Regions from separate parts of the Mus musculus genome. Here region 1 is linked to region 2. A link is a loop called in an ENCODE intact Hi-C map of the cell type or tissue named here. Cell type or tissue: heart. All regions are shown on one strand. Each heading gives the region's core, and the rest is flanking DNA. Links, peaks and the distances in the headings are about the cores only. Region 1 overlaps Bax (BCL2-associated X protein). Region 2 overlaps Lmtk3 (lemur tyrosine kinase 3).

Region 1 (2,500 bases), core at 1-2,500, 340 kb after region 2:
TGTGGTTGTGGGATTTGAACTCTGGACCTTCGGGAGAGCAGTCAGGGCTCTTAACTGCTGAGCTCTCTAGCCCTGACCTAGTTTATTTATTTATTTATTTTTTAATAAAAGCAAACAAAAACAAAGACAGAAATGGACGTGACAGTAGGTGTGGTAGTGTAGCTGAGTTTTGGGGGCCTGAGCATAACATGGATGAAGCCTTAGGTTCTGTCTCCTATCAGCATACACACAAATACCAAAGAGGCGCTGGGACTGCAGATCAGCTGGTGGTGCTTGGCTGGCATGTGTCCTGGCCCTGGGTCAGTGCCACATGAACTAGGGGTGGTTGGAACATGCCTCCAGTGCTAGCACTTGGAAGTTGGAGGTAGGAGGATCACAAGTTCAAGACTAGGCTGTGGTGGGGTGTGTTGGAGCAGGAAGTTGCTGCAGAGCCACTGTGGCATATTTTACTTGTTATTTGTAGTGCTACTGTCACATTTGGGACACTCTTGATTGTCCTCCATGCCATCCCCCACCTCCTTGATGAGGTTTCATGCCTGAGCTGACGGGTCTTCAGTATTGGAGGTGAAAGGAATGTAGGTCAGGAAGAGAGCATTGTTCCAGTCAGGAGAGCAGAGCCTCAGTTGGCCAGGAGGTGGTCTTCTCTGGTCTAGAAAACCACTCTAGGAAGTGACTTAGGCAGGCCGGGCAGTGGTGGCGCACGCCTTTAATCCCAGCACTCGGGAGGCAGAGGCAGGCGGATTTCTGAGTTTGAGGTCAGCCTGGTCTTGAGCCTTACCTCAGCCTTTTGGTTTTTACCTAGAGGGTGCTGAGGAGTCAGGGCTCCTGAGCAGGTAAGGGAAGCTTTAGTTTATAATTAGTAGAGGAGAGACCGCTTAGCAGAGGCAGAGGGTTAAAAGCAAGGGCTTGAGATCACCTCTGGGCAGTGGGGACAAGATTCAGTCCCCAAGTGTAATCTTCCCACTCCTGCAGGCCCTGTGCACTAAAGTGCCCGAGCTGATCAGAACCATCATGGGCTGGACACTGGACTTCCTCCGTGAGCGGCTGCTTGTCTGGATCCAAGACCAGGGTGGCTGGGTGAGACCCCTCAGGCCTAGCTATACTTGAGACCTTCCTGGTGCTGTGATCCTTTAATACACTCCTCATATTATGACCCCCAGCCATTAAGTTATTTCTTTTTTTTTTCTTTAAAGATGTATTTATTTATTTTATGTATGTGAGTCCACTGTAACTGTGCAGATGGTTGTGAGCCTTCATGTGGTTGTTGGGAATTGAATTTAGGACTCCTACGCACTCTGGTCAACCCAGCTTGCTTAGTCCCTGCTTGCTCTGGCCTAAAGATTTATTATTATCTTTATTTAATATAATCTTTATTATATTAAAGGTTATTTTAAGTAAACCGTTGCTGTCTTCAGACACACCAGAAGAGGGCGCCAGATCTCATTATGGGTGGTTGTGAGCCACTATGTGGTTGCTGGGATTTGAACTCAGGACTTTTGGAAGAGTAATCAATGAGCCATCTTGCCAGCCCTATAAAGTTATTTCATTGCTACTTCATAACTGTAATTTTGCTGCTGTTATGAATCATAATGTAAATATTTGATACGTGACCCCTCTGGGATCATGAACTAAAAGGTTGAGAGCCACTTTTTCAGATCTAAGGGTCAGCACAGAGGTGCCCCCGGGCATTCAGACAATGATCTAAGCTAGGTATCCTTAGATCTACTATCTTAGTGCCTCTGGTACCCACTGACTTCCATGGCCTGACTTGATTGCTCCCTTCCTTTCTGGAATCTCTCACATGCACTGGGTGATCCTTTGACGACCATCTTGTTGTGTTTCTCGTTTATTTATTTACATCGTGAGATGGCCTCCTGTATCTCAGGCTGTCTTCAGACTCACTCTGTAGCTGAAGATGCCCTTGACCATTTGAGCTCCTGCTTCCACATGTCAGTGTAGGAGCTAATGGGATAGACAGACCCCAGGCCTTGTGCGCTCTAGGCAAGCACCCTACAGGCTGAGCCTTTGTCCTCCCTGTCATGCATACAAGCCTGGTCTGGAAGTTACTATGTAGCCCATACTAGTCCAAACATGTGGTCTTCAGTCTTACCTTCTCAAGTGCTGAGATTACTGCTATGGGCTACCACTTCCAGATGTTAATCACGGGTTTTTGGTTTTTTATTTTGTTTTGTTTTGTTTTGTTTTCATTTTGTTTTGTTTTCCCATTTTGGGATCGTGGGTTGAGTGGGATACTTTTTACATTTGCGCGCACGCGCGCGCGCGTGTGTGTCCTTTTGTGCATGAGCTATCTTGCTGGCCCTAAGTTTTGTTTTCTGAGTGAGGATCTCAATAAACTTCACAGGTTGGCATTAGGCTTACAGCCCTCCTTCCTAGGGTTCCTGAGTGCTGGGGTTATAAGCCCAGGAGCGCCTTAGCATCCCTTCATGGGAAATCTCTTTCTTCCCCCTGCAATTTGGTATTGAAGTCACACCCATCTCTC
Region 2 (8,356 bases), core at 3,052-5,551:
TCAGCACACTTGATTGCGGATCTCAAGGGAACGTTGGCCACACTAGGCTGCAGGTGCTTGTGTCACTGCAAATTGCTTTAAGCTGACCTTCAAGCCAAGTGTCAGGGGAGGGGGACTCATTTCAATCCATGTGCTAGGTGAGGAAGAATTAAGGTGTTCAAAGCCAGATTGAGATATGTGAAACCATGCCCTTCCCGGTACCCACCAACATACCCACACACATAAAAAGTTCCCAAAGTGGGTGTTTGGACAGAAGGCCACAGAGGGTGCCATGTGGGGATGAATGCAGAGTGGGGCAAAGCACAGACAAGCCAACGGAGTGCCAACGGTTACCTGAAGCCAGGCTTGCAAAACACGGAAGAGATTTTTCCAAATACTGATGTCGGTGGTCTTGGTCTTGTAGCCTCCACAATTGTGAAGCAGTAAGTTTCTGTGGTTGAAGATAACTGAATATGAGTTTGTGGGGTGAGGGCTGGTACGATAGTATACCCTCCTTCAGACCAGGGGTCCTGATCCCAGGTTCCTCCCTCAGATGCAGCAGTTCTGGCCCCAGCCCTCCTCCCTGGGGATTAGACCTTTAACTTTGCTCCCTGCAACTGGGTAGGACATTAGCATCTCAGACTTTGGATTGGCCTGGCTCTCACCCTCTTCACTCAGACTGAGGCATGAATGTCCTGTCCCTCCCTCATAATCCACCAGTTCAGGCCACAGCCTTCTCTCCTCAGACCTAAAAATCCTGGCCCTTGCTAGGTGTGGTGATGCCTTTAATCCCAGCATTCAGGAGGCAAAGGCAGGCTAATCAGTCTCTGTGAATTAGAGGCCAGCCTGGTCTACACAGTGGTTACAGGACAGCCAGGGCCACAGACAGATCTTGTCTCAAACACACAGATACACAGAGTGAGACAGGTAGACAGCACAGGTCCTAGCCCACCTCTCTTGACTTGGCATTAGGTCTCTAACTCTCATTCTTTGAACTAGGATGCCAAGATCCAGCCCACTCTACTACCATGATTCCCTCCCCAACCTGGGCAGACCTGCCTCTCAATCATGTCGCCGCTTGCCAGGCAGCAATCCAATCCTATGATGGGGAAGGAAAACCCTACTGTAGGGGTTTCCTGTGACACCTTCCACCCTGTGTCCTGTCACCCCTATATACCATCCTGCTTAAACCCACCCCTTGCTTTGGCTCTCTTCCACAATGTAAATTCACTCCCTTCATGTAAATTCTGATCCCCAAGTGTAGAGGATGAGGGACCCAAGTCCAGAGACACCAACAGCCTAGCCACTGAGAAGCTAAGGACCAGGCAGCCACGGGAGGGAGGGAGGGGACAGGGACAAGACCCAAATATAACTAAGGCAGAGAGAAGCACGGGGAGATGCATGGGAGAACACAGACACAGGAAGAAACCAGAGCAGCAGTCCTAGGTCACTGCGAGGAAGACTGGACAAAGACAAGCAGTCGGGCAGATGAAGAACAACTGGCAAGGGCCAGGGCTGGGGGTGAGGGTGTGCATGCATGATCATATAGACAGTATTTGTGTGCCGGCCCAGAAGCTGGGCAGTAACAGAGAAATGAGTGGATGGAGCCGGCCAGTGCGGGCAGGCAGGCCAGGCAGTGGCTGGCAGGTGACTCCGCCGAGTTTCAGCAGATCAGTTCTGAGTCTCTTCCCACCACCTGGTCTGGCCCTGTGATAGCTTTCAGACCCTGCAGGAACATGATTACCAAAACTGCCTGGTCCCAAGCCATCATCACTGACTCCTCATGGAACAGAGAAGGGTAAGTCAGGGCTGCCACCAATGCGCTGGAAGGGAGGCCAGCAAGCTCCACTGTTGCGTGGGCGCCTTGCCTCAGGGCCATAAGGAAAGGACAGGGACTTTCATGCAGTGTCTACTCCTGGCACCTCCCTCCCACCTCCCCAAATACACACAGGCCCCATTTTCCTCCAAAAGTTGTTTTTGTCTTTTTTTTTTAAATAATGTGAAAATGTCACGCGAAGGTTTGAATCAGAGGCCCCCTCCAGGGGCCAGGCTTGGGGGAAGGGGAGACGCAAGATGGGGGGGGGGGGCCAGGTTCCTGAAGCCAGTGGCCCTCATGGGGCCAGGAGAGACCTCTGCTGTGCCAGGGGGCTCTGGGCCCAAAAGAGTTCGGTTCAGTTCAGTTCCAAGACGTGTGGCTGTCCAGCGATGGGGCTTCCTGCCTCATGTGGCTCCAAGGGGGTCGGGGGGGTCAGGGGGATCAGGGGACTCATCTGGGGGGCTGGGTGGAGGGCCTGGGCCTCCTGTTTGGCACATGGTGGAGGAGAGGGAGGGCCCAGCCTCAGGCACCTCCCCAGAGGCTGTGTCAGTGTCAGGGGCAATGGCTCCATCGTCCACACAAGATTCTGCTCGCAAGCCCTCTTCTTGGGATGCAAAGGGGCTGGGTCTTTGGGGAGTCAGTTCTCCACGGGGCCTGAGAACAGAGAGTAGAGAAAGGATGGGAATCAGGGGAGACAGAGTCAGGGGAGACAGGCTTATGGTTTCCAACTCAAGGCAAAGGCCCAGGAAGCGGCACCATCCTATCCTCTCTGTCCTCATCCAGCCCTCTGCTCCAGGCACACTGCCCTCAAATGTTCCAGATACCGTTCTACTTCAGGGGCTTTTTGCATCTGCTGTTCCTAGTGTCTAAAATGCTCTTCCTAAGTGGTTCAGGCCCCCTCTTTTGAGGCCTTCCACAACCATTCTGGGTCCCCTGTCACCCTCAGACATCCTGGGTTATCACTTGCTTCCTCTCTTTTTTTCTCAGGTGTTCCTCTCGGGTACTGAGTATTTATTAAGTATAAGTTATTGTGGAAGAGCCCGGCGACTGCTCGCACCTTTATTGCATAGGCGGAATATGGGGCCTGTACCTAGGCCTGTGTCACACAGTGTCTTCACCAACAAATTGAGTGTGTGTGAGTGTGTGTCCCAGCAGCCACACATCACAGCCTGATTCATCCTCTGGACCTAGAGCACCAAGGCCCGTGGGGTGAGGGGTCCACCCTCCCCTGTTTACATTTCTGTGCTGACAGCCCAGGTCTGGCTACACAGAGGCACCAGAGCCCACTGCCCTTCTTGAGTGGAAAATGAGGTCCACTCCTTTTCAAAGTACACAGGATGAGTTCCTCACTCAGGACCTGGTGTCAAATAGAGGGTATGAGAGTGCCAAGGGGGCACTCACTGTGGTCTGGGGAGACAAACGTGTGTAAGTTTCCCCACCCATGCCCAGCGGGAGTATCTGTGTGAGTAGGCAAGGATTTGGGACTTCATACCACTGGGCCCTCCGTCTCCACTCCTGGTGACTAAGCGTGAGGTCACCTTGCTAGCAGCCTTGATCCTGACTCACTATCTAGCTGATGTCCCCACACCCTAGACCCACCCTGCCCTGTGCTCACAGGGGTCCTGAGATGGAGGTGTCAGGAAGTAACATTTGAGGTTAGATGGGGATGTAGTCCCAATCCTGTCTCTACCGCCCCTCCTCTGCCCCTGCCTTGCCCCTCCTCTCTTCTTGCGCTTAGTTCACAAACCTCTCCGGCTTAGCCTCTCCTCAAGCACCCAGCCTCTATTTGCTTCCATTCCCAGGCCCCAGGCCCTTCCCTGCTTACTGGCCTTCATGGTTCCCTAGGACCCTGTAGGCAAAGCTCTCCTAAATTTGTTATTATTTATTTACTAATTATTACTATTAGTAAATAGTATAGTATTGTATATTTTGGTTTTTCAAGACAGAGTTTCTCTGTGTAGCCCTGGCTGTACTGGAACTTGCTCTGTAGACCAGGCTGGCCTTGAACTCACAGATCTACCTGCCTCTGCCTCCCAAGTGGTGTTCACAATGCCCGGCCCCCAAGTCCTTTATAACTTGACCCATTTACTTAGCCGCGGCCCAACTCTGAACCCTGAGGAGCACCAGGCCTGTCTTCTGTTCTTGAACTAGCTAAACTCTTCTGCCTCCAGCCGTTGTGCAAGCTGTTCACACACCATCACAGGAGCTCCAGGCTGCATGATCGTGTGTGCGAGTGTGTGTGAGAGTGTGTGTGAGTGAGTTGAGTGTGAGCGTGTGTGTGTGTGAGTGTGTGTATGTGCGTGTGTGTGTGGTGTGTGTGTGTGTGACTGTGTGTGTGCGAGTGTGTGAGTGTATGACTGCGTGTGCGTGAGTGTGTGTGTGCGTGTGTGTGAGTGTGAGTGTGTGTGCGTGTGTGTGAGTGTGTGCGTGTGTGTGTGTGTGTGACTCTGTGTGTGTGTGTGTGTGTGTGTGTGTGTGTGTGTGTAGGGGGGATTATGCCACTTATACCCTCATAACACTCAGGATCAGGATCCATTCTCATTCCCATTCTACAGATGAGGATGCTAAGGCAGAAAGGGACACTGACTGGCCAACGTCACACAACTGAAAAAAGGCAGGGTTAATCCTGAAACTCAGAGGATCTGGGGAACTAACAGCTCCTTCCCCACATCCTGGGCGTTCAGCATGGTGGCCAGCAGGGGGCAGGAGAGAACTGATTTTCCATCTGCACAAGGACCCAATAGACGCGTACCACGAGAGGGCAGCACCCAGGGCCAGCAGCCGGGCCGGAATTATGGCTCTATGCTCCTTTCTAAGTGCCTCAGTTCTTTCCGTAAAAACCGTGGGACTAAAATCCACTGCAAGGATCGCAGTGAAATTGAGCGAGTAGCAATGTGTCAGGTCACTGTGAGCTCGCTGCTGTGATTCCTGTTCTCTGGGTGTCTGCCATATCCCCTGGCTTTAAGTGCCCTTGGAGAGGATATGGAGATCCACCAAGGTATCCGAGCTCAGAAATGGGAAAGATGGACAAGGGAGTGTGTACTTAAGGATCCTTGAAGAAGCAACTGAGGGTCAGAGACCGGTGTAACTGTCCAAGGCTGTGAATGGGAACCAACTGGTCTTAGCTGAGAGATGTCAATGTGACTGAGTGGGTGAATGGAAGAGAGAGAGAGAAGCGAGGTAAGGGAGGGCAGGTTGGGGAGGGGTGGGATAGGGTCCTGCTGGAAGCACTGTACCTGCGGGCCGGGCGTCGGGAGCCCGGGCGGGAGGCCCCGGGGTCTCCAGTGCAGGTGAGACGGAGAAGCGGGAGAAGCACAGGGGGGGGCCTGGCGGGGGGAGGAGGGGGAAATCCTCCGCCCACTCGAAACTGCCGCCTAGGGAGAAAGTGAACTAGACTTATACACCAGCTTAGCAGACCAGCACAAGGCCGCCTTTAGCCCTACCCTCCAGCAAGGCTCCATCCCTCCTCCCACTTCAGATACCTTTCCGCCCCCACCCGCCTCAACCAGCCCTTGCCTTCCTGAGCTCCGCCCAGGCCCCTCGGTACAGCTCCAGCCTACAAAGAGTGGATGGGTTCCTAGATTCAATCCTTCTCTTCCAGGTCACCCTTAGCCCTGCCCTTCCCACATGACACGCCCATTGCATAATAAGGCCACTCCCTCCACTCCCAAGCCCCGCCCTCCCGCAGCCCAAATCTTGGGTTCCGCCCCTCACCAAAGCCGCTGTCGCTGTTGGGAAACCCATCTCCTGGGGTGGTGGGGTGGGGAGGCGTCGGGGGCGCTGGGGGAGTTGATGGCTCCGTGTCCCCCTCGGGGGTGCCCTGGACGCTCAACTCGTTGGTTGGAGTCTCCTGTGAAAACAAGAGAAAAAGAATAGGAAACGTATTGTCACACCCAACCACGGCATCTCAATAATTAAATAAAACCCAACGATATTGCTGGGGCTTTCAGTACCCCATTTTGTAATTGCTGATGTATTGTATGGAGAAGTTAATGGAACTTTCATCTGCCTTCAAAAGTTCCTACAAGCTCTAATCTCACCCTGGTCTTTGTTCCTTACCTAACTATAAAGCCCCACCCAGCTCAGGAATTCCTAAATTCAGCGAGCAAGACGCTGTTCTAAACCCCGCAGCACCACCTCCAAGATCTTGGCGGCAGAGATCCAAACCTATGTCTTGGAGCTAACAGCCTGGTCCTGTAGCCTCCCAACCTCTAACTCCAGCCACGCACCAAGGGACAATTATCCCAGTCCCACTCAAACTCTCAAAGTCCCACCTTGAGTCTGGCAAGGTGGGGACCCCCTTAATTCCAGCGCTCAGGAGACAGGGTCAGGTGGGTCTCTTAAGTTTGAGACCAGCCTGGTGTACAAAGTGAGTTCCAGGACAGTTAGGGTTATACAGAGAAACCAAGATGCACATGGGTCTCCGAGTTCTAGGCCACCCTTCTCTACAAAGTTCCAGGACAGCCAGAGCTATACAAAGAAATCCTGTCTCAAACAAACAAACAAAATTGAAAAGTCCCATTTGGGCCAGGCAGTGGTAGCGCACGCCTTTAATCCCAGCATTTGGGAGGCAGAGGCAGGCGGATTTCTGAGTTCGAGGCCAGCCTGGTCTACAAAGTGAGTTCCAGGATAGCCAGGGCTATACAGAGAAACCCTGTCTCAAAAAAAAAAAAAAAAAAAAAGTCCCATCCCATTTTGGAATCCTTTGGTCTCATGACTCTGAACACTGCACCTGACCCTGTTTTCAACTATCTCACAACCTGGCCTCAAACAGTCTCACCCCAGGTTTACATAGCAAGGCTCAGGCAATAAACCTCTTTTTTTTTTTTTAAATATGGGGATTTCAGGTCCAGATGACTTTGGTAAGTTGATTATTTGTCTGTTTGAGACAGAGTTTCGGTATGTAGCTCTAGCTGCCCTGAACTATTCAGATTACATTAATTATAGATTGTCTCGACTCTGCCTCCTGAGAGCAAAGATTACTGATCTAGGCGACCAAGCCAAACTCACTCCATATTAAAGCTCCACGTGATGAGATCCGCCCCACTTAAAGCCCAGCCCCGGGAGGCTGGAGATGCTTAGAGGCTAAGGTGTAGGCCTTTTCCTGCCTACCAGAGTTTGCTGCCCAGCACCCACATCAAACACCTCCCTCCACCCACTGACAGGGCCACGCAAAGCTTTTGAAGCTTATTGGGGACACCCCCACTCAAGAATATACATAGGCACATATTAGAGTCAACTCCACAAGATTGTTGTCGATAAAACCAGGCCCCAAAGCACTAGGTTTCGCCCTCAGCAGACCCAGGCTCTGCAACCATTCTCTTGAGTAGTCTCTAATTTTATTCCTAGCCTGTCTAGGCTTCTTCTACCTGACAGCCTTCTAAACCCACCAACACTCCTCGGGTCTCTCCTTGATTTCCCGGCCCTTTCGTAGCAAAAGCCCCTATCCCATTCCTGGTTCTACTCCTGCTATGCCCGTTCACCCCGTCCAGTGCCCCCCACCCCCACCCCGGCCGCTGCCCCAGGCCCCGCCCACTTGCCGCCACTTCCTTCCAGGCTCCACCCACTGAGCCGGCTACCCAGGGCACTAGAACACGTAAATCCCTCTGGGCCCGCCCCCTTCACCTGGACCACCCGGAGGTCCATCTCCCTGCAGTCCGGGTGCTACGTGCACTAAGTGTAGCCCCCTCACCTGGTCGAAGAGGTAGACGGTCACGTCCCCGTGGAAGGAGACCATCTTGCGCTTCCTCTCCAGCTCGCTGTCCTCTGGCTCGTCGGCCGCGCGTGGAGACTTGAGCAGCCCCCGCAGCGGGCGGACCGTGTCCCCGTCGGCGCTGCTCACCACGACGGGCACTGGGGCTTCCCGCGTCCTCCCGGGATCCCGAGAGCCCGCTGCCTCCTCGTCCTCCTCGTCCTCGTCCTCGTCCTCCCCGTCCTCCTCCGCTGGCCCCGGCGCCCCCGCCCCGCCGGCCTCCCCGCCAGCTGCCCCTGCGTCCGCGCCCTCCCAAGGTGGCCGCCGCGGGCCCGGGCCCGGGAACGGCGTGAGCGTGAGCGGTGGGAGCGCCAGCGAGAGCCGGGAGAGTTTGGCTGCAAGGGGAGAAGACAGGTGAGCTCCAGCCCCGCACACAGCCTGACACAGAGTCAGGCTCTGCCCACAGCTGTATGCTGGGGGGCTCCTGAGGCCTTTCTGTGCGCACAGTGGGAGAGACCCCTCCCCACTGCAATGCATGCTCTCAGCACCCAGAGCAACAAGCTTCTTCCACAGCACCGCGCCCCGCTGTTCTCTCCATTCTGAGCCCGCCGCATTCAGGACTCTCTATTTTTGCCCCCTAACTCAACATTTATATATGCCATTCCCTCTGCCTGGAACCGAGTCCTTCACGTTCTCCAGCTCGGGGGGTGGGGGGAGCCCCAAATCTGAGCCACCTCTAAGAGCCAGTCACACACGCTCTGGCCACACCCCTCCTGCCAAGGGCAGCAGCAGTTCAGCCCTGGTCAGTGTGCCTGGCCTCGGAACACAACCGGCCCTCACGCAGCTTTAGGTCTGTGCTCACAATCCCT

The links. Hi-C counts contacts between places; a loop is a spot of excess contacts. Peaks named below come from ENCODE experiments on the same cell type or tissue, not always from the same donor. Only the 100,000 strongest peaks of a DNase experiment are listed, where the experiment ranks them.
Region 1: a loop joins it to region 2, with 2.4 times the contacts of the local background. A loop is called at or near these places in 1 of 42 quality-filtered maps.

What each region holds. Positions count from the first base shown.
Region 1 is chr7:45,461,976-45,464,475 of GRCm38, reverse strand. It overlaps Bax (BCL2-associated X protein), which reads left to right. Exons shown (of 6, transcript NM_007527.3): 5 at 973-1,077. Among named protein-coding and RNA genes, the nearest start is that of Ftl1, 3.3 kb to the right of the region's middle. In heart, for the core only: a CTCF peak has its summit at 1,429 (motif pointing right); DNase peaks (open chromatin) are centred at 265 and 2,495; H3K27ac peaks cover 115 bases.
Region 2 is chr7:45,797,725-45,806,080 of GRCm38, reverse strand. Lmtk3 (lemur tyrosine kinase 3) reads right to left here. Exons shown (of 15, transcript NM_001290990.2): 12 at 7,488-7,882; 13 at 5,510-5,645; 14 at 5,032-5,169; 15 at 1,937-2,449. The coding sequence ends at 2,433. Among named protein-coding and RNA genes, the nearest start is that of Cyth2, 12 kb to the left of the region's middle. In heart, for the core only: no CTCF peak of the experiment used is centred there; DNase peaks (open chromatin) are centred at 3,354, 4,530 and 5,352; H3K4me3 peaks cover 1,127 bases; H3K27me3 peaks cover 800 bases.